Regions from separate parts of the Homo sapiens genome. Here region 1 is linked to region 2. Evidence: chromatin loops called from intact Hi-C (ENCODE). Cell type or tissue: ovary. All regions are shown on one strand.

The links. Hi-C counts contacts between places; a loop is a spot of excess contacts. Peaks named below come from ENCODE experiments on the same cell type or tissue, not always from the same donor. Only the 100,000 strongest peaks of a DNase experiment are listed, where the experiment ranks them.
Region 1: it touches region 2 in a loop (2.1-fold over the local background); 24 of 110 quality-filtered maps call a loop at or near these places.

Annotation. Positions count from the first base shown.
Region 1 is chr2:16,507,100-16,509,599 of GRCh38, reverse strand. No RefSeq gene overlaps it. Among named protein-coding and RNA genes, the nearest start is that of CYRIA, 160 kb to the left of the region's middle. RefSeq lists a silencer at 1,065-1,359. In ovary, a CTCF peak has its summit at 1,166 (motif pointing right); a DNase peak (open chromatin) is centred at 1,747; H3K4me3 peaks cover 520 bases.
Region 2 is chr2:15,949,613-15,952,112 of GRCh38, reverse strand. It overlaps the pseudogene RN7SL104P. Among named protein-coding and RNA genes, the nearest start is that of MYCNOS, 9.2 kb to the right of the region's middle. In ovary, no CTCF peak of the experiment used is centred here; a DNase peak (open chromatin) is centred at 1,372.

The DNA of each region.
Region 1 (2,500 bases), 560 kb before region 2:
GAGCAGCCGGGCAGCCTTCAGAAGACGATGGACGCAGGGTAGCTTTGGGGAGCAGGTTATCTGTCATGCCATGTGGCAGCAGGGCTTCTTCAACAGTCTGTTTCTGTTGCTCCTTTTGCTAAAACCCAACCACTCTACCCTCTCCCCATATATCCCTTCTTTGCCCTGTACTTCTGCCTACTCATTCATGTGTTAGGCCCCTGTGATTTAGAGATAGCCTTTGAGTTTCTCAAGGTCTTCTCTTTTCCAGACCAAACCCTCCCACTTTCTTCTTCAGGGCTGCACCCTCCACTGGGGCTCAGTAAACCTTGTGCTTCAGACCATCCGGGATCTCCTGAGGGAGCCCCCCAGCCCAGGAGAGGGAGCCCTGAGCACATTTCACCCAGGACTGCAACTCTGAGAAAGTGCCCAAGTCTCTTTGTGCCTCAATTTTCTCAGCTGTAAAATGGAGATAATAACATGGGCTGCAAGCCTCAAAGCCGGGGTCTAAGGGAAATTTGCCTCTGCCTGGGGGTTCTGGAGCTCTGCGCTTGTAAGGGTGATAATTGGACAGGTTTATGGAGCTAGCTCTGTCTTCAGAGGCCCTTCCCTCTTGATTCTCACTGTGGCTCCCATCCTCTGAAACCTTTTCATGGTTGAGACCTGCCTCCCTGAGAGCCGGGAAGAAGGAAGGCCTTGGGATGATCCCTAAGGTAAAGTGAGTGACACAGCTGAGTTTCAAAGCGGTCACATGACTTGATCATACAGAAAGTAGCTAGCAGAGGACAAGGAGCAGGACAAGCTGTCCCACTGCATGTGGCATATCAGGAGAAACTGCCCTCTTCCACGCCGCACAGCCAAGGGGTTCCACGCACAGATTAGGAGCTCAAATGCACCTGGTTTTGATTCTTGGTTCTGTCCCCAGAACTATATCCCCTGGGACAAGTTACTTAACCCCTCAGAGCCTCAGTTTCCCTCCTTGCCTATTAGCGGCTGTGGAGACGATCAATCCCCTTCATTAAGGGATTACGACTGTACCAGTGAGGACACCTGATAGGAGTGGACCCGCTTGTCGCCTCCACGGTAACCCGGGAAACCGAGGCCGGAGTTTGGGAAAATTTGCCCAGGGCCAGGCGGCGACCCACGGATGCCAGCGGAGCGCCCTTCCTGCTGTCGTAGCGCCCCTAGATGGTGCTGGTGCACCGGGCAGCGCCGCCACGGGCCCCGCCCACCCATGCCCGCTCCCAGGCGGCCGCAGAAGCCGCAGACGCCGCAGCGGCGGGGCAGGGACAAAGGAAGGAGCGGCGGGGGCGAGGCTACCCTGCGGCCCGGTGGGACCCCTGCAATGCAGAGCCTAGCTGCTCAGCCGAGGGAGCGCCGAGCCGGGCGGGAGCGGGCGGGCCTGGGGCGCGGGGAGTGCGGGCCGCCCGCCACCACCAATGCAGGGAGCAGGTGGGCTGAGCGCGCCCGACTTGCAGGGCTCTGGGAGCCGGACTGTGAGCCCTCCTTCGTGCCAGGCCTCGCGGTGGGGGGATCCTGGAAAGTCCCTTCGTGTCACTTGCTAACCCAGGTTCCTCTGGCTTTCACCCTTTGCATGATTACTGACCCAGAGATTCTGTGCTGCAAGGGACAAGCCCAGCGCCTGGGGGAAGAAGCAGCTGTGGCGATCTGAGGGGTCCCTCCAGCGCCCAGAGCGTCAGTCTCCCCACCTGCAAAGTGGGCATGATGATGCCCGCCCCGCCTTGTTGACTTCCTCACTCAGCAAATCGTTCCCGCCCTCCTGCTCATGCCCAGCAGCGGCGCCAGGCTCTGGGACATCCCTGAGGAATGAGAGCAGCCTTTCCTCTGAAGGGGGCCCAGTGGACCGGCCAGACAGACAGGAGCTTCAGAGGCCCGTGCCCAGATAGAGCGGCTGGTGAGAGGAGAAACTCCAGGGAGGATAAAGAAAGCTTGGGGAAATGCCCTGAGAACCACACGGCTGCTGTGAGCATTGTTATTCCGCCAAGTGAGGGCGAGTGATTTTAAAGCCCTTTTCACCCTTGTTCTGAGACTGAGTCTACAGGGTGGGTATTCCCAGCTCTCACTCCACATTGCTCCTCTCAGGTGAAACAGGATTGGATGCCGGTTAACAGAAAGCTCTGAGCCAAACTAGATGCGAACCTTAGCTCTACCCCACTTGCTAACTGAGAGACACTGGGCAGGTTAATTCACTTCCCCAAGGCTGAATTCCCCCATCTGTAAAAATGGAGATTAAAAAAAGGTATATTGCTAGATTTCAGGGAGATTTGTAGTAATATGTATTGCTACATTATGTTTAGTTGCTAAGTAATGCAGCAGAGAGACTTGGGAATCAGGAAATATGGATCCTGTTTCCACCCCATGTGACTACCTGGTAGAAGGGTCTGGGAGAAGCCTTTTCTCCTTAGCTATTGGGTTACCCCTCCATGCAAGCTAGACGCATGAAGGGCATGAGGCCATCTGGAGGCCAGTGTCCCCTCCAGCCCACTCCCACAGCCTATGT
Region 2 (2,500 bases):
CCCAGGGTGCAGTGCAATGGCGCGCTCTTGGCCTACTGCAACCTCCGCCTCCTGGGTTTAAGCAATTCTCCTGCCTTAGCCTCCCGAGTAGCTGGGATTACAGGTGCCCGCAACCACACCTGGCTAATTTTTTTGTATTTTTAGTAGAGATGGGGTTTCATCATGTTGGTCAGGCTGGTCTTGAACTCCTGACCTCAGGTGATCCACCTGCCTTGGCCTCCCAAAGTACTGGGATTACAGGCATGAGCCACCATGCCCAGCCCAGATTCATACTCTTAACTACTATGCTCAATGGTTTCTCCTCGAGACAATGAATGGAAATTGGTGGGGTACATTTACCAATGTCCAGAGGGAGATAAGGGAAGATTTTTTATTTTTTATTATTATTTTTTGAGACGGAGTCTCGCTCTATCACCCAGGCTGGAGTGCAGTGGTGTGATCTCGGCTCACTACAACCTCCGTCTCCCAGGTTCAAGCAATTCTCCTGCCTCAGCCTCCTGAGTAGCTGGGATTACAGGCACCAGCCACCATGCCCAGCTAATTTTTGTATTTTTAGTAGAGATGGGGTTTCACCATGTTGGTCAGGCTGATCTCAAACCCCTGACCTTGCGATCCACTTGCCTTGGCTTCCCAAAGTGCTGGGATTACAGGCGTGAGCCACCACGCCCAGCCAGAGATAAGGGAAGTTAAGCACTGAACCGAGAAGCTTGAGGCCTGAGATCTGGTTTCTGAGCAAGCACAAGAGTGCCCAGGGCAGGACACTCTCCCCACAGGCCCTGCCCCTCAGCTCCCAGGACCAGATGCGCCTTCCCTGAGCCTCCTACCTCTGCTGTTGGCATCCCTGAATTCCTCTAGCCTTTCTACTTATTTTTTACGGCATTTGCCACCATATTAGATGCTGTTTAATTTATTTGCTTATTATGTTTATTTGTACAGCTGTCACTCTCTGTTACACTATAAACTTCAAGAAAGCAGAGAAGATTTGGGAGAGTTTTGTCTTTTTTGTTCATTGATGTCTCCCAAGCACTTAGAACAGTGCTTGATACATGGTAACTGTTAAATAAATATTTGTTGAGAGAAAGAATGGGAAAGAGGGAAAGAAAAAAAGAAAAAAGAACGCTTCCAGGCACGGCAGTGTGTGTGCACCTGTTGTCCGAGTTACTCAGGAAGCTGATGCAGGAGGATCACTTGAGTCCAGAAGTTCTGAGCTGTAGCACCCTATGCCTACTGGATGTCCACACTAAGTTTAGCATCAATATGGCAACTCCTGGGAGTAGGGGACCACCAGGTTTCCTAAGGAAGTATGAACTGGCTGGCCCAGGTCAGAAATGGAGCAGGTCAAAACTCCTGTGCTGATCAGCAGTGGCACTGTGCCTGAGATTAGCCACTCCACGCCAGGCTAGGCAACACGGCAAGACCCTGTTGCAAAAAAAAGAAAAATAAAATAAAGGAAAAATAAAATTCTCACAAGCAGACTGTAGGTGCCTCCCCTGAAATGGGAGAGTAAACTAGTTGGCTTCTATGCCTCTTCCAAATCAAACAACCTCTGATTTCGAAAACAACTCACATCAGAATTTCAAAACATAGCCACCATAGGGATTAATGAAACTAAAACTCAGAAGACCAGATTCCCTCACTTATAATGTGGGAATGTGATAAACTGGTCAAAAATCCTCAAGGATTTTTGAGACTCATGCATACAAAAACTTGGGAAGCTCTGCAGTGCTACACAGGGGTGGGAGGCATTGCAACCTTTTTCACTACGAGTGTAGACCATCTGTGGCCTGAGGCAAGTGTCTGAGCTGCCACAAGCCAGGCCAGGCGTAGACTCAGTGAACCCAGGCAGAGGACCAGCTTCCTCCTTCAGATAGCCCCAAACTCAGCCACTAGGCCCCTCATATGCTTTCATTCATCAGCCCCTCAACCCAGTGCCTCTTGGTTTCTCTTCTTGCCTTCTATACAACCCCCAGGGCTTTAACTCTCTTGCAGACTGTGGGCTCCTTGTAGACAGTCCTCTATGAGCATTTTATCTTCACTTCTTCAGAACTGCCAGCATAGTCAGTACCAGACACTCATTGATGTCTAAGGGATGTCTTTTCCCATCTGAATTAGCCTGAGAGCTTGTGAACTGGAGTTGGTGGGAGACCCACCCATAATGGAAATCCTCTCCTCGCTCCTTCCTCTGTTACCGTCTATACTGCTGGCATCTGCTAAGGCTCTGTCACCTGTCAGTCACAGGGCAGATGCTCAGAATCAGAGGCAAATGAGAGCCCTATCTGCCTTAAGGGAGCCCACAGTTTAGGGGGTCCAGGAGGTGCATAAGGCAGCTAGAAGATAAGTGCACAGAGGCCAAGGGCTGGGAAAGGCCTACCTGGGGGTGCAAGATTGAGAAGGATTTCAATTAATGGAATCTGGGTAACCTAGAAGGAGGGATGTGGTGAAACAAGTCACGGATGAGAAACAGCCAGAGTCCAGCACATGGAGGGCCATGGGCAATGGA